Linked DNA regions of Homo sapiens: region 2 is linked to region 1. A link is an interaction called in ENCODE POLR2A ChIA-PET data of the cell type or tissue named here. Cell type or tissue: Panc1. All regions are shown on one strand. Each heading gives the region's core, and the rest is flanking DNA. Links, peaks and the distances in the headings are about the cores only.

Region 1 (9,248 bases), core at 832-8,831:
CCACCTCCCTCCCTCTCTCCCTTCCTCTTTTTTCCTCTCCCCTCTTCCCTCCCTTCCCTCCTCTTTCTCTTTCTTTTTCTTCCCCTCCTATTTCCCTCCCCTCCTCTCCCTTCCCCTTCCTCTCCTCCTCCCTCCCGGTCTCCCCCTTCTTTCCCCTCCCTCCCTCCCTCCGTCCCTGCCTGCCTGCCTTCCTTCCTTCCTTCCTTCCTTCTTTCCTTCCTTCCTCCCTCCCTCCCTTTCTTCTTTCTTTCTTTCTTTCTCTTTCTAGTATTCTCAAGGTATGATAAGAATGTTTGTTGCTGTTTATAAAGCATTGTTATTAAGCATTATTGATTTAAAAATACTGTTTAATAACAACAAATGAAACACTTAAGAGATGATTTTCGGCTGGGCGCGGTGGCTCACGCCTGTAATCCCAGCACTTTGGGAGGCCGAGGCGGGCGGATCACGAGGTCAGGAGATCGAGATCATCCTGGCTAACACAGTGAAACCCCGTCTCTACTAAAAATACAAAAAAATTAGCTGGGCGTGGTGGCAGGCACCTGTAGTCCCAGCTACTTGGGAGGTTGAGGCAGGAGAATGGCGTGAAACCGGGAGACGGAGCTTGCAGTGAGCCAAGATCGCGCCACTGCACTCCAGCCTGGGCGACAGAGAGAGACTCCATCTCAATAATAATAATAATAATAATAATAATAATAATAATAATTTGATGGGGTTGTTAGGCTAAAATAAGCCCATTTTTCAGATTAAGGAATTACGTTAAGGCTCCACTGAATGGTTAACTGATTTTCATAAAGCTTTATAGGTCTTCACTGGTAGAGCTAGGATCACAATTTCATTCTCTTGATACTTAATCCTGTTTTGAGTAAAAGGATGTCACATATCACAAAGTTTAATTAGGAAAAGGGAGGAAACCTTGGACCAAGAAATAAAGGAACTATAATGAAATGAGGCTTTTTTTTTTCCTTTTTTCATAATTCTAGGATTGGGCCAAACTAACAGTCTCTGCAAAAACTTTAAAAGATCATTTTTATAAAACTCGTTTTGCTTCAGAAGACCACTCCTATAGTCTGGCTGAATCTGTGTGATATGAGATTGTGCTATAATTGGGCTTGTTTACAACTTGATAGACCAAAGAAGTGGAAAGGGCTAGCCATGGACTGCTATTCAGTACAAAGCAAAACTTCAGGAAAGACTAGATAATAGACTTGAGGTTTGAGGCTCATATTTGCTCACTGAAATAATACTATGGGTCCTGCATTTCTCAGTGCATTCCAAGGGTTGTTAATAATGTGTTACTTTAAAAAAGAAGCAACAGCTCTTTTTGGTCAATTAAGTTTGGGGAAACAATGACTTTGATAAAGTTAAACAACTTTGGGACATCTCAAACCTTTAATCAGCTCTGTGATTTGTGATTCCCCAAAGGGGTGTATAGCTTTCTAAACTTACTTGACCACAGAACCATCTAACCTTTTTTTTTCCTCTGAAGAATCTCAAGGGGCTAGTGCTCCACGGAACATGCTTTGAAAAATGATGCCTTGGATTGAAGAACCAACATCATTGATTACAGTCCTGTAGTGAGTTGAATTGTGACCCTCAAAAGATATGTCTTCAGAACCTCAGAACGTGATTGTATTTGGAATAAGGATCCAAATGTAGATGTCATTTATGTAAGGAGCTCAAGACGAGACTATCCTGGATTTAAAAACTTTAGAGTGAGCCTTAAATTCATTGGCCAATGCCCTTATAAGAGAAAGGAGGGAGAGATTTGAGACACAGAGACACATAGATAAGAAGGCCATGTAATGATAGAAGCAGAGATTGGAGACATGTTGCCACAAGCCAAGGAAGGCCAGGAGCCAACAGAAGCTGGGAGAGGCAAGAAAACATCCGCCACTAGCACCTCTGGACTTCGGCCCCCAGAAGTGGTTCTTTAATCTGAGGCATCTTTTTGGACTTCTAGGTTCCAGAGGCGTGAGAATAAATTTTTGTTCTTTGAAGGCAGCAAGGTTGTGGTAACTTGTTACCACAGTCCTAGGAAACGAATGCAAGTCCAATCAGTAAACCAGAACCAAGACTCCAAGAACCAAGTGCCTCCATCTGGGGCCCATGGAAATGTGGCCATCCTTGTTGGGACTGCTCTTGGGAAATGGGAGGTGGTTCACAAGAGGTTTAAGGCCTAGATAAACTACAGTGAATGAACCCCATAGAAAGGGCCAGGACCATCAGCAGTACAAAGGCTATATAAAGGGAAAAGACATGATGGGGCAGAGATATTGGCGGGGCCCCTCTCAATGCTACTCCTGTCCTGTGGGGATTCTCCCATGGGTCGCCAAGTGGCCTGTGGGCGATAACCCTGAATGTTCTTGATTGTCTCACCCCTGCTGCCTGGCTCTCAAATAAGACTGAGAACATTTCCATGCTTGTTTTGTATTCTGGCCCCTCTAAGCATGTTCATGATTTGTCCTCTTTGCTCTTAGTTCAAGAGGGCATTTCCTTTGTTTGTTTCTCCATAGCCTTTCCCCTATATTGTTGCCTTAGTCTTTTATTTCCGACCTATTGGGCAGCATCATAAGGGCTTTCTTTGGCTCAGAGCAAGGAGAAGTTGTGTTGACTAAAGTAAACTAGTTCTCTAATTACTTGCATGCTTACTGTGTATTAGCAGAAGTGGCTACAATTTCAAAAATGCTTTCCCTCCATGGCTTTCACTTTGGGGGTTAGAGGTATGGCAGCCTGGGAGGGCACTTGAGTTAGACTGGATTTTGTAACTGCTTTTAGCACAATATCATGTGAGCGGAAGGCTACAGCTTATGCACTCATCACCCTCCCCTTCTGGAGACTCAAAACTAGTGGATTCAACTGGTCCTACCCTTCTCAGAAGGTGATTAGAAGCTATGCCAGGAAACCATAGCTCAGAAACCCACTCATTCAATTGCTTTTAGCAGTTGCTGAACACTTGCCTCGTAAGAGCCTAGAGGCCCCTTCCTTCTCTCACACCAGTAGGAGGCGTCCTGGTGGGAACAAAAGTGGTGAAGGAAGCAGCGTTGAGGATCAGTGCTGGACTCCTGCTTGTCTGGTCTGTCCTCTGCCCCTACTGACAAGAAAGAAAATGGAAAGGAAGGCTGGTGCCAAAACAACTTCTTGGTGCCACTGCAAAGAGCAGTCTGACTGGTAGTGGGGAAGTGATTAAGAGGTGGTGAAAGGGGGACTAGTAGAAATTTTCCTCCTGTGACTGACCCATAAATTTTGGAAACACTGGTGATCACCCCTATTAAAAAGGCAAAAATATGGGCCACAGAGAGGTTATTCCAAGTTCATTCTGAGACACCAGGGCAGTGCTGGAAAATAAACTTCTGACTCCTGATTCCTGCTTGACGATACCACTCTGGGAGAACCACGTTACCCCTTGCCTGTCATTCCATTCATAAATATAAGCAGAAAAATCCACCTCCAGGACTCCTTTGCCTGCTCCTCCCCCTTTAATGAAACCGTCCATCCCAAACTAGACAGCAGGAGCAAATATGTTACACAGTGAGAGCTTTCAGAGACTCTGTGCAAGAAGGCAAAGAAGACAAAACGTAATAGGTAGAAAAAAAACAGAGAAACATCTGGAAAAAAAATACCAGAGCGCATTATTATGATAACAGCTCCCAGAAAGTTCCCAGTTTAAGATTTCTAGGGATTCTCTTTTCCTTATCTATTGTGCACATGCCCTCAAAAGCAAAGCAGACCTCCTTGCCCTGGCACCTCCCCACAACCATGCATCACTCCCAGCTGCTTTATAATCTTCCTAAAACTACCTTTCTATTTTTAATACTTATTTACCTCTAAAATGCAGACATCCTAGACTGTCTTCTAATGATTTAAGATTGAATAATTAGGTAATACACATATCTGAAAACAGATAAGATGCAGTTTCTTTCTTTGAGGAAATGGTCAGGGGAAACTGCTCTGGGCTGTTTTTAAACGAGACAACCCCTCTCTAGGGGGTTTTAAACACATCCTTTGCCCTCTTCAGCCAGTGCTTGTTAACATCCTGCAGCATTGAAACTGCCCATATTTAGATCAAACATCCAAGTAAAAATTTGAAGGAATGGAGGCTAATTCAAGAATGTAAGATCCATTAAACTATGCAAGTATGCATGAACTGGAAAAAGTGGATCCCATACATAGTGCTATAGCCCTTAGCTGTTAGCAGGTGTGAGTCAGTCAGTTGTACAATTCATTTGTCTACCTAATTGCACTGAAGATAGGCTTTTACTTTGCCTATAACATCTCTAATGAGTAGGTTTTCAGTTCGATCTAACTAATTAATTCTTGTTAACTTCCTTTGCATTGCTGTTCTTTTAATTTAACCAGAGACGGCCCAGAGTTGCTACTAGTGTTTAGTCTCAACTAGATTACCCCAATTCATTAAGGGCTGTAATTGTTGGTCATACCCTTCCAAGCGGTCATTACAACCTCTGGCTTGCATATTGAATAACAGCAATTTCCTGACTCCAACAGACTCTATGTGAGGAAGGAAAAAATGCTAATAAAGAAAGAATAAATGATTCTCGACTCCATTCAGGGCTGTGTAGATTTCTTTTGCAGCAGAAATTGTACCGAGGTGGCAAAACGGGCTTCTTGCAGGCCCCCTACCTCCACCCTGAGCGAAAACAATAAGAACCAAGTGAAGCATTCCCTGCTACTGTGATTACAGCATCCGTAAAAGTGATTATATGGCTGCTGTAATCAACTTCAATGAAAGCTGCCTGTTAGAGCTTCAATAATTACTCATTTCTGTTAACAGCTTGCTTTCATTTAGCACTTTGAGGCCAAGGGGAAAAAAACAACAAAAAAAACTTGGGGCATTTTAATAAAGGATCCCACTCACATGGTATTTTTTGGGGGTAAACCCTTGTGTGTGGGCAAAAAAAAAAAAAAAATGCACATGTAAGTTTTTTGTCCCCTTCTCAATAGCAGGGCCCCTTTCATTTTAAGCTTAGATTCTATTTAACCAGCAAAAGCACAAGTTCATACAGGGTTCAATCATGTGCTGAATGTTTACTGAAGGAGGCACAATAGTTTAAATAAAGTGGTGGTTTTAAATATTTTACCCATTTCTTTAAACAAATTGCCAATCCTTAAAGTCTGTGCTGAACACATTTCAAAAGCAAAATACCACAAAGATCTTTCAATAAAACCCCTGCATGGAGTGTTTCGTTTGCTCTCCTACACTTTCCCCTTCCCTCTTGCTTTGGATGCATTTGATTATTTATTTTTTTAAGAGAGGGCAAGTTTGGGAGAATAAAATTTGTTTTAAGTCCTTAAAATATTTGCTCTAAATGGCTTCTTTGGAGGAGATGAAGCAAAATAAGAGATTATCATAAGCCCAGCAACATCAGTCATTCAGGTAGTCAAGTTTTGGGGGCTCTGAGCAAAGTGTGATTAGGTAGGTAGAGAAATGGTTAAGACCCACTAGAACATGAGTCATACATGACTCACCACTCTCACTTTCAGCATTTCTGAGACACAAACAAGATGCATAAACATAATATTAAACAAACAACGGTAGAGACCTTGTTTTCATCAAAGACAGACAGCAAGACTACTAATGTACAAAAATTCTTTGAGCTCAGTTACCATCCAATAAACCTAATCTCCCTTCCTTCTTCCCAAAACCAACACCCCAGAAAGAAAATACCAAAAATCGTACAAGAAAGTTGGATCCTATTATATTTCCTTGCCTTCAAAGTTCAGATAAGTTGGAAAATCTTCAAAATTTGCTTGCAGTTTCATACTAAATCAAAACTTTTTTTTTCTCCACAACACATAACATTCAAAACATATCAAATTTAAATTCTGGTGCCTTTAAAGTTTGCTTAGAGAAAATGAAAATACTACATGTTATTGTGTTTTATTTTTCTCAAATGGCTAAATGATTAGTGAGAAAAGTCCACTAACACTTTGAACACTGTGACATGAAAATACAGTTATGTGTTGCAGAATGAGGTTTTGGCCAACAACAGAGCATATTTATGATGGTGGTCTCATAAAGTTATAATATTGTATTTTTATTATACTTTTTCTCTGTTTAGATACATAAATACTTACCATTGTGTTACTATAACAATATACATACCCATGCGTTACCATTGTGTGCCTACTATATTCAGCACAGTAACATACTGTACAGGTTTGTAAGCTAGGAACAATAGGATAAACATAGGCTAGGTCTGTACTAGGCTATACCATCTAGGTTTGTGTAAGTACATTCTATGATGTTTGAACAATGACAGAATCATCTAAGGATGAATTTCTCAGAATCTATCACCATCTTTAAAAGACGCATGGCTGTATAATTAAACTTCCTTAATAAAATAAATGTGTTTTATTAATAGTAATAATACTATCAATTTTGATTTTACTTAACATTTTCTTTAAAGGGTCAAATTTCACCTGTATTAAAATTTCACTGCATTGTGATATACAGCACATAGCAAGAGGATAGCTTGTCTAGGAAATAAACATTCCTCAGTAGTACGTATCCATATCTGATACATGAAAAAGATTCCATATTTCTGGGATTTACTGATTTAATAGAGCAAGGAAACATGTTTTCATTAATTTTCCTCCATAGTTGTTCTACTGGGACATTTGAAATGGGTTTTCATCTAAACTGTGTCTTTCTGAATGGCACACCTCCCTTTATTTTCACATTGCACCCACTTCTGGTTTTGATTCAGGGTGTAGTGTCCTCCATAGGACCAGGTATCATTATCAGTGCTCATGGTTCTGTTGCTGTTGCCCTCCTCACTGATGTCTGGCTATACGTAGATGCTAGGGATGGGATGAGGTGGTAACTGTGAACAAGCTGGGGCCTGGCACCCAGGGTGAGGGGAGTGGAGTAGCCAGAGAGATTTTTTTCCCATTGGTAGTTTAAGGAAATTGTTTCAATAGGACTCTTGGGTCTCTGCCATTAGAAAGGATATGAGACTCCAAACCCAAGTTTGTCATGCTAATCCTTTCTTTATTTCCTTCCATATTGCCAGCCCATGATTGTCTCATTCTAATTTGGATGGTTCTATTGCAGTAGATATTTTTCTATTCATCTATGAAAAGAAAAAGACAAAGCTACATATTTGGGATTCAAATCAAAATGGGACAGTCCTTTTTCAGATACTTAAAATTTTTGAGAAACAAGAATCTAACTAGTATTACTAGAGCTTTATGACTATTTTTATTTGCACTTATCTATGTAAAGTTACAATTTAAACATAAAGAACTTAGATTTTTGATTAGCCCCTCTGTAAAATGTACAACATGTGAAATATAAGATAATTGGCCAGGTGCGGTGGCTCACGCCTGTAATCCCAGCACTTTGGGAGGCCAAGGTGGGTGGATCACGAGGTCAGGAGTTCGAGACCAACCTGGCCAACATGGTGTGGAACCCCGTCTCTACTAAAAATACAAAAATTAGCCGAGCATGGTGGCACGCGCCTATAATCCCAGCTACTCTGGAGGCTAAGGCAGGAGAATTGCTTGAACCCAGGAGGCAGAGGTTGCAGTGAGCCAAGATCGCGCCACTGCACTCCAGCCTGGGTGACAGAGCAAGACTCTGTCTCAAAAAAAAAAAAAAGAAAAGAAAAGAAATATACGATATCAGGGTCATTGAGGAAGATTTGAGTGGTTTTATCTTCTCTAGCTTTCCATTTAAAACAGCAAGTTTCCACTGAAAAATTGCAAGGGTTGCCACTAGGTTTCTACCTTGGAGGTTAAGGTTAGCATGTTGTATTCTGCAGATTTTTATATTCTCTGAGTGAGAGAAAAAAAGATGAGCCCTTGAAGCCAAAAGTAAGCAGAGATTTGCCAGAGTGGTTCTTCCACTAAGATTTTTATACCATGGGTTGGATCCTGTGGTTTCTAGTTTGTTTCTCCTGGTTTCTAAACTCCAGTGCCTCTGGCCTCCTTTATTTAAGTGAAATAGTACCACTCAGGTATGTATAATAAATGACCAACATTGATGAGATTCAGGTCTTTTAAGCCAAGGTATCAAAGAAGACAAGTAAATTGGTAATGTTCTGACATTTTTATTCTTAAGACATGAAGATTGGCTTTAAACCTTTTAGCAGGAAGAAATGATTAAGAAAGACAGGCTCTGCAGGTACTAAGAGAAAGTGGTATATTAGTGCTGTAGCTTCTGGCTACCTTATCAAATTACAGCATTAGATAAGCTTCTGCCTCCCAGTTGCCCACTCCCCCACATTACCAGGATTCCACAGTTGTTGGAAGCCAGGAGTGGGGAAGAAACTCTTCAAAGATTTCAAGAGGGAATCTATTCACGATTAGTCATTTTATTTGCAAACTGAAGGCACCAGAGTAAATAGCATAATCCTTGCTTAGAGGTAAAATAATATCTTTTTGATATCTCTCTGATCCTTATTACTGCCTTGAGAATTGGTGACTTACAGATGCTCCCAGTTTGGAGCTCCTATCGCAGTGCTTTGTGCTTCTAAAATGCTTCTGATAAATATTTGCTGCATTTGGGTACAATATGGTGTCTTGAATATGTATACATTGTGGAATGGCTAAATCGAGCTAATCAACATATCCATTACCTCACATACTTACCATTTTGTGTGCGTATGTGGTGAGAACACTTAAAATCTACTCTCTTAGCAATGTTCAACTATACAATACAGTGTTATTAACTAGAGTCACCTTCTTGTACAACAGATCCCTTAAACTGATTTTTCCTGTCTTACAGAAACTTTGTATCCTCTGACGAGTATCTCTCTAATCTGCTCCACCCCTTCCTGCCCCACCACCACTACTCATCTGGTAACCACCCTTCTACTCTCTGCTTCTATGAATTCACCTTTAGATTCCACATACAAGTGAGATCATGTGATATTTGTCTTTTTGTGCCTAGCTTATTTCACTTAATGTAACGTCCTCCACATGCATCTATGTTGTCACAAATGACAGGGTTTCTTTCCTTTTTTAAGGCTGAAGAGTATTCCACTGTGTATATTTACCACATTTTCTTTATCTTTTCATCCATTGATTTTGTAGCTAGGCTATTGTGAATAACGCTTCAATGAACATGGGAGTGCAGATTATCTCTCCAACATACTGATTTTATTTCCTTTTTGTATAGATCCAGTAAGTGGGATTGCTGGATTGTATGGTAGTTCTATTTTTAAAAATGTTTTAAATTGTAAATTGGCAATTTAAAATTGTGTATATTTATGGTGTACAAAGTG
Region 2 (9,248 bases), core at 368-8,367, 140 kb after region 1:
AAAATCTTGTAAACTCAAACCAGTTAACAAACAAGAGAAAATGGATAAGAAGAGTAAATTAAACTTCAGATAAGAATGATTTTAGTATTTAAGGATTAATAGAGGGCTGTAGGATTGATGAAGTGTCCTGAATCTTGCAAAAAATATTATTTTTTATGATCACATAGTAGGTAAAATTTGAAATAAAAGTTGTTCAATCAGGCCATCATATAATATGTCAGAGAAAGTAAGTTCCCAAAAGTCAATATTTGATTCATTCTTCATTTTAAGAATTAAAACTAGTTGGGAATATAATCAAAACTCTGTTGTTATAAGAAAAAATAGCACATTTATTTTCATATATTTTAGATTCATTTTTATATGAAATTATAATAGTTTTTTGTCACTATTGCCTATGAAAATTTGGTCTCCATCTTCAGTGAATTTCCTTTACATGACTTCTCCCTGTATAAATCATCTTTGGGCAGGAAGGATGTGCTATTCGTCTCATGGCACTAGGGCATCATTGTTTTTGCTCGTCTCTCACTCTAGCCATTGAGTCCCTGGAAGTAAGTAGTCATGGACAGTGATACAGGCAGTCACTTCAGTATCAGTGCAAAATAATATCTACAGCTTTTGTAGTGCACAGATTGGTGCAAAAACCAATTGCTGTAACTTTTAAAAGGCGAGAGAAATAGGAACAGATAAGAGAGGAAGCAGACTTATAAAATGTTACAGCTGAAAGGGATCTTAAACTCTTCTAGTGCCCACCCCCCTCATTTTATAGTTGAGGAAACTGAAGAGTCAAAAGGGGATAACCTGCTGTGTCATGCCACCAGCTTGTGGGAGAGTTGTTGCTTGAAACCATGATCTGGACTCCAGAACCTCCTTCTAAATGACACTTCAGCATTAAGAGCAGTTGATGAACTCTTAGCTGTAGCAGAAATTGTATACTTTAATGACCTCACAGGCACCAGCTAGCTGCTGGCTAATGAGCAGAGTCATCTGCAATTCACAGGCGTAGCATTGCATAGTGATGATGAACCTAGGCTCTGGAGCCAGACTGCATGGGTTTTAATGAGGCCCAGCCACTTCCTAGCTGAGTGACCTTGGACAAACTACCTAGCCTCTCTGTGCTTCAGTATTTTCTGAGTGACTGTTCCATGCCAGGGAGAATGAAAACCCCTACCTCAAAGGGTCTACAGTTAGCTGATATTTATGTGAACTACTTAGAATATGGACTTCCTCATAGTAACCTATCAACCATTCCAATGTGAACCATTAATGAGTTCAGGAAGTCAACAGTGGGGAATCAGAGGCTGAGCAATGAGACTGGGGCAGGGAAAACAATCTGCATCTGCACCCACTGACCACCTGACCAACTGATACTATAGGGGCTGGTTAGATAAGGTCACAAGCACCTAGGAGCTATATCCTTACTCTTCTATAGGATTTGCTCTACTTAAGTTGAAGATTCAGTAAATCTATAGTTTTTTCATGGAACTTGTCAACTCTTAACTCTTTGTTGCCGCTTTAAAGCCTTGAGTTAAAAATTAATTTAGATATTGTTAAGATGCCAAAACTGGGTGAACCCAACCACATTCACTAGTCTTGTTTTCTGATAAGAAGCAGCCTATATTTGTTACCAAACAATAGAAAGTCTTAAAGAATGAAAGGTGTGACAGGGAGCAGCCCTGCTAGGCTGACTCAGATAAGCCATCCCTTAAAATACAGTCTACATGTATAAGCGTATACACACACAAACACACACAGCAATTTGGAGCATCAAATTTCCTATTCCATGCTGTAGATTTAAGTTCATGCATGCCAGATTTCTTCACAAATTTTCTCCAAAAGGGACCAGTCACAGAAAATACATATATAAGTTCAAAGGAATTAAAACTTTCTATTTTCATGAAAACATTTATTAAATAAATCCAACCTAATTTCTTTGAAGTCCAGATGGCATGCTAATTTGCATAGTTTATCAGTTCTATTCTTCAACATTCCTGGGAAGTAGATTCTTCAACCTAGCTTCGAATTCCCCTCAAGTTTCTCACAACAAATGCTAGGCAACCATCTAAATTACAGAGCGAGAATCTGAAGGAAACAGGCAATCCTACAAATACACCTCTGTTACCTCCACCCTTGCCCATTAGATCAGCTATATTGTATTCTTCTTTAAAAAGTGCTGAGAGAATATACAAACTATTATAAAACCAGCCCTCTAGAAGTATAATGGGGACAGGGTTGGAGAAGGGGAGAAGACTCATTTCAGAAGGCTGCTTTTAGAGGATTGTTGAGGCTTGAGAAATTTCATTCTAAACGTTAGAAAAAAAGAAGAAACAAGAGATTCACATTGGGCATCCAATGCAAATGGAATTAAACTGTGAAAGCTCTGGGGAGCAAGAAGAATCTAATTATGCTTTTGTTTTTCCATAAATACATCAATTATTCTTACAATATTTATTGAAAGGCAATAAAAAGGTGGGGTTAAGGGCTTGAGCTTTGGAGTGAGATACACTTGGAGTTGAATCCCGGTTCTGCCATTTATTAACTGTGAGATCTTGGGTAAGTTGCAAGCATCTCTGAACCTCTGTTTTCCAGCTGTAAGGTGAGGATACTCTAGTACCTACCTTATAGGGTTGTGAGGACTAGTTAGATAATGCAGAGAATGGACCTAGCATTGTTTTGGCATCCTGTGAATATTAATTTGCTGCTGGTGTACTGCATGACTGCTATGTGCAGGCTAGGAATAATATCAAGTCTCCATTAGCTTGGAAGCATGTTCTAGTTGAGGGAATAGAAAATAGGCACTCCCTACACAAAAAAAGCAGCATATTTCTTGTGGTCACAAAGAAAATTAAAGCAATGTAAAGAAACAGAAAGAGATGGAGTTGGGTTGGGTGCCGTGGCTGACGTCTATAATCCCAGGACTTTGGGAGGCCTAGGCAGGTGGATCACAAGGTCAGGAGTTCAAGACCAGCCTGGCCAAGATGGTGAAACCCCGTCTCTACTAAAAATACAAAAAAAAAAAAATTAGCCAGGCGTGGTGGCACATGCCTGTAATCCCAGCTACTCAGGAGGCTGGGGCAGAGAAGTGCTTAAACCGGAAAGGTGGAGGTTGCAGTGATCCGAGATCACACCACTGCACTCCACCCTGGGCGAAAGAGTGAAACTCCATCTCAAAAAAAAAAAAAAAAGCAAAAAACAAAAAACAAAAAATCAAGAGATGGAGTTGGATAAGGTTGCTACTTTACATGCGGAGTTCGAGGAAGGCCTCTTTGGTCATTTAAGCAGTGACCTAAAGGAAGTGGAGGAGTGTTTCAGGCAGAAGGAACACCACAAAGGCCCCAAGGAGGGACCATGCAGTGGTGTTCCGGAGCAACCATGGGAGGCAAATGTGGGTGTAGTAGAAGGAGATCAGAAAGGAGCTGGGCAAAACCATAAAAGGTCATTGCAGCTGGTGAGGAGTTAGGATCTGGTACTGAGTGAGGAGGAAGTCACGGGAGGTTTGGGAATAACAAGTGATGTGAAATTTTAAGAGGATCACCTAGTCTTTGAGTTGAGAATAACCTACAGGAGGAAAGCAAGAAAGCAGGGACACCAGTTAGGAGGGTTTTGTAATAATCCAAGCAAGAGATGATGGAGGCTTGGACTAAAGGGGAAATGGAAGCAATGGTGTGAAATGCTCAGAGCCTGGATACATCCTGAAGGTAGATCTAAAAGGAGTTGCTGATGAATTTGATGTGTGGTATGAGAAAGGGAAAAGTCAATGATGATGACAAAGTTTTTATTTTGGTGGTAGTCCAAAGGCCTGGGAGCTAGAGAACCAGTGGTGCATATTCCAGTCCAAGTCTGAAGGCCTGAGAACCAGGACTATCCAACACAGAAGAGGATTGATCTCTCAGCTCAAACAATAAGGCAGAGAGCAAATACAACCTTCCCCAGCCTTTTTATTCTATTCAGGCCCTCAACAAATACCCACACATACTGGGGAGGGCAATCTGCTTTACCCAGTCCACCATTTCAAATGTTAATCTTTTCCAGAAACACCCTCAAGACACACCCAGAAATAACATATAATCAGATATCTAGGCATCCCATGATCCAATCAATGAACACCTATGATTAACCATCACATCTGTCACCTCTAACTGCAACATATTCTAAATGGGTCATTGTACCAACATGGTCTCATTTCCCTCATTCTAGAATAGAATGGATTTCTCTTTCAGGTTCCCTTCTCATCCTAAACTTCTGCATTTCCAGACAAATTAATAAATATTTTCAAATTTATAGTGCCTAAAATAGAGCCTAGCACTCAAGAAATACATGCATAATGAAAAGTGAATATACACGTTAGAAGACTTTGACATTGACACTGTCATTGTCATGACAATGCTATTGTCAATGACGTGACAGAGATATTGGCATTGACTAGTTAAGTGACATTGACATAGTAGGTGGTTGCCTAGTCCAGTCAGAGCTGCCAAGTAGTGAAGCCAATGGCTAAGTCTTCTAACTCCCAAGTCAGTGACAAATTTGGTCTGGATTTCAAGATTTAAAATATTAAACCTTTCCATCCATAAAAACAGCTACTTTTTTTTTTTTTGCACATTTACAATGATATGGATACTAGTCAACTAAAATAGCCAAGATTTCTTGACTAATTGGTCTGGGCTTCAGAGACCTTCAAGAGAAAGGATATGTACATCTCACATATATTGAGACAACTGATTTGGATACTACAGCATCATTTAAAATAGCTCAGAGTGTCTCTTTCATTAAAAGGCAAGAACAAAGTCATTCAAAAAGTAGAGGAAATTTTTTTTGGAAGGTTTATTTGTTTGATTCCTCAAAGTAAAAATGCCCCAAATTCCCATACAAGCAGAAACATAGTTAAGCTGCATGGTTCTGTCTTGAGTATGCAAATATCACAGCCCAGTCTTATGTCAGCTTGAAAAGATAATGTCATGCAGAAAATTAAGACCATCTGATGAAATCATGTTATGAAATGTGGCTTGAGAGAGCAGCTTTTTGTGTGTTATGATTTGATATATTTTCACACCAAAACTCAACTGAACAGGCAAGGAGTCTCAATTAATGCAAAATTTGAAATTTTCAGACAAATTTACAAGGTGTTTACTGAGGAGAAAAGGGAGGGGGACATCTTAAATACTGTCTCCTCATAACAGCCTTGATTTTATGTTATGTGTCTAAGAAACTGAATGCCTCAGCTTTTCATTTAGAATTTTGAATTTAATCTGATGGCAGTTTGGATATAATAATGATGCATTTATTGTTAATTTCCTTAAAGCCTTACTGTCTAACAATGTAGACCATTATCGCCCCAAATACTTTCTGTGTTTGGAAGGATTTCCATATTCCACAGTGCACAGAAGCTGACTCTGAAGCAAGGCTTAAGAGGAATATACAAGAAGCAAGAATATATTTCCTTAGTAACTAGCTGGCCTTTTTTTCCTCACTGCAGACCTGTTTTCCAGAAGATGAGAAGGAGACTTGACAGGACTTTATTGGTTCATAAATTAACTTGGTGGATTTACAATCATTTTTTGGAATGTTAGGAACTCTTTTTAGGAACTTATTTTCAAGAGAAGAAAAAAAACATATTTAACTTAGAATATGAAATTGGCACTACAATCCACCTAGAACATGGTGGGTTAGTTTGTTTTTCACCTATGGATTGATCCCATATGCTATTGACACAGTTATTTTTGGCCAAATGAAATATTTAAACGGATATTCACGATATGTTTTCTTTCCAGTGTAAGTGAATAAACAATAAACTATCATTAGCCATATGATCAGTGAGGTATAGTCAGTCATATTTGTTGGCTTCTTTAAGAGACTATAATGAAGTGGAGAAGGTCAAATGAGCACTACACAAGAGCCCCAACTATCCTTTACTTCCTGTAAACATGGAAGTGTAATCCAAAAGTCAAGAAAAGTAGATTAATATCTGGGTGACTATCTCCCTTCAACCTCTGCCCAAATATGTAAATAATCCAACTTTTGGAGATAAATGGCACGCATCCTGAGCAGATCTCTGGGCCCAGGGTTTGCTGGAGAGGTATTTTCCTAAATGCATAAGCGAAATAAATTCTATACTCACATGTGGTGGAGAGAAAAGTCTACCCATGTCTACTGAATGAAAACTTTCTGTCTGTTTATCTTAGTCATTTGTGCCCACAAGAGAGCCACACAGAGGTCTCCAGCCCTCTCAGAAGGAAGGATACAGAAAAACAAACATTTAAATTCAGAACCTTACCTTCTAGAAAAACATAGGCTACTAATGAAGAAACTGCTCATTTGTCCAAAGCAAACTTGAGCCCCACTTTCCTGTGATCCAGGCAAGCAAAGTAAAAAAAAAAAATTTTAAGTAGGATGGGGCTAATTATAGGAGGCAGAGGGTAGGTAAAATAGCTCCTTGTTCAGAAGCATCCACATATTTTCCTGAGATGAAGAGCAAATATTTTGTTTAAATAGCAAGCAATTTTCTATAAAAGTGCTACTGCTTGGAAATGCTCTTTATGATTTATTGCTGCCTTTTAACCTGAAAACATATTAATAACTGAGGAGCCCTTGTTGGTATCTTTATTATACTTAAACCCAAATTGCCATAATATTATAACTGGTGTGGCCACATTTAATATTTTTCTTCCATGAATACAGCATGGGCTTATTAACTGAGACCAGAAAATAAAAATAGAGGCGACCTTCCAAGCTCCAGCTTTACATAGAGATACCATGGCAGTAATAAGGCAGCTAACTTTCAAAAGAAGCTGGGGTAAGGCCACAGAGAGAATCTTTCCACGTTTTCTCCTTTTCTACCAGATAGAGCACTTTCTCTGCGTATGGATCCATGTCATCATTCAGCTGTTTCTTCTGGCAAAGCCAGAATCCAGAACAGAATCTCAGTGAAAAAGAAACCAATAAATTAGATCTCTTTGTGAGCAATTTGCCGTTAGTTCTATCCTCCCTGCCTATTAAGATTCTTTATTTACTTCACCAAGAGATTTCTGCTGACAAGTCCATCCATTTACCACTAGCCTAGATAAAATGATAATAAAAAAATGTCAAAAAATGTATTCATGGGACCTTCCCCATTCTCACCCCCTCCCCTTCTCCTTTTTCATCAAGCTGGTATATTAAGGAGCCATCAGAGCTAAAAAGTTTAAAACCTACAGGTTGGCGGAGGCTTTCTGTTTCTTTAATTAAATATATTTTATGACTATGTTTTTATATATTATATATTTATAATGATATATATAGAGACGCATATATATAAATATTATACCCAAATCTGGTGCGGTCAGAAAGAAGGCAAATCCCTTTCAGTTCCTGCTGCTTACGTTCCTGATCTGATCTGGCTAATAATCATGGGGAGACTGGATGAGGCATATTGGGGGAAAGGAAATTTTCCATTTTATGCTTATGGATGATTCCCAGAGGAATCTTTTGTTTCAAGTCTCTTTCGAGTCCTTTGGGTGAAAGGCAAATGCTGAGCAGTTCTATCTTGCGCATAACTCCAATGGAGACACCTATAATACAAAACAGAGATCCCCCGGGGGCACCGTTATACATTTATTATAAAGCAAAGATTAAAACAATTTTATGGAAATTAAAGATAATATGGAACATTTGTCTCTCTCTCAGTCAAAGAGTAACATGAAGCAGTTCAACAAACAGCTCCAGGCAGTTCCATGCGAGATGATCGAATGGCTGGGACTAAGGGGACAGGCAGGGCGGCTGCCGACTGCGAGGTGTGGGTTTTTTACCAGGGCATCTTGCCGGTGCTTGGCAACTGTGCTCGGGTGAAAAATGATATGCCTGCAAAATCAGAACAATGGGCAAGTCGAAGGGTACTTAGGTGGTTTGCCCTCTTGAAATCTATCTCAGCAGGACAGGATGCAAACAGCAGGGTGGGGACCAGAAGGGGTGTCCCGGATAGCTTTTTATGTTTTGTCTTTTTTTGGAGTGCGTGTATGTGTGTGTGTGTGTGTGTGTGTGTGTGTGTGTGTGTGTGTGTGTGTGGTTTTCTCTGTTTCTACTTGATTCATGTGCTCACTGGAAAAAAAAATGTACAAAAGCCCTGGAAATTTGCTAAAACTCCAAGCTGGTAGCATTTCCATTTTATATATAATAGAATCTTGTTACCAAAAAGAAGTGGTGGTCAAAGGAGAGTAAAACATATGTGTTAAACAAGAAATATACTTTACTTCATTTGCACACAAGGGTCTGATTTGACCTCTAGTGCACTGAATTTATGGTAAAAGGAGGGCTTTTAAATTGGGTTTGTTTTATTTTGATCCTCTGTCTGGATATTTCTTTCATACCTCCCAGGCAGTAGCTCTCATGGGGAAGCTTATATTTTTGTTAATAAAAAATGCAATTGGTGCTAATCTAGACTTCCATCATGATCATTCAAGCTTTCCAATGTTAATAACCACTCCCTAAGAAAGGATCATCAAAAGAGTTCAGACTACGTGGTTTTGCGGTCAAGGCAGTGAGCCATATTCAGAAATGTCTGCTTTCCATTCCCTGGCCCACTGCTGGATAACTATGTGACATTTATAAGTTAATTGTTTTCTTTCAGTCTTGATTTCTTTAGCTGTAAAAGGCTACTCTTTATTTACTTATTTAACATGGGTCGAGGGATGGCAAGGATTTACGGAGTGAACTAGTTAAGATATTGGGCTTTTGATCTGGCTGACCTGGGCAAAGATCTCTCTTCAATACTCACTAGTTATGTGACTTAGGATAAGTTACCAGCTATGTAACTCATTATATACATATATGTATATATATACACACACAGATATATACACATATATACATACGAACACATATATAGTTATTGTGAAGATTAACTGAGATAATGTAGGTAAACTATGTTTTACCTACACTCAATAAATGTACAGATTTTATAAATAATAATAATAGCTAAACGTTCTTTAGGCCTCCACACAAATAATTAACTCAAGAGGAAGCATTATCATACAATTATTATTCATAAATAATAGCAGCAACATTTATATACAGATTTTTATGAGCTCTACACAGCAATGAATTTCAATGCCAGATCACAAGCACCATACTTCACCTTTCATTTCAAACTATATGACTTTTTCATATAGTGGCATAATGTAGTACAGACGCTTGAAACACCTCCAATTTTAATTCTCCTCCTCCCCCACTGCCTCCTGCTTTGCACTCTGTAATGAAAAATAAAGGTTAAGGGCAAT

Evidence for each region. Peaks named below come from ENCODE experiments on the same cell type or tissue, not always from the same donor. Only the 100,000 strongest peaks of a DNase experiment are listed, where the experiment ranks them.
Region 2: POLR2A ChIA-PET joins it to region 1 with 11 read pairs; 2 of 35 experiments call an interaction of 5 or more read pairs at or near these places.

Annotation. Positions count from the first base shown.
Region 1 is chr1:87,595,596-87,604,843 of GRCh38, forward strand. No RefSeq gene overlaps it. Among named protein-coding and RNA genes, the nearest start is that of LINC01364, 230 kb to the left of the region's middle. RefSeq lists an enhancer at 3,763-5,252. In Panc1, for the core only: CTCF peaks have their summits at 3,025 and 3,235; a DNase peak (open chromatin) is centred at 5,472.
Region 2 is chr1:87,734,955-87,744,202 of GRCh38, forward strand. No RefSeq gene overlaps it. Among named protein-coding and RNA genes, the nearest start is that of LINC01773, 170 kb to the right of the region's middle. RefSeq lists a silencer at 7,612-7,906. In Panc1, for the core only: no CTCF peak of the experiment used is centred there; no DNase peak of the experiment used is centred there.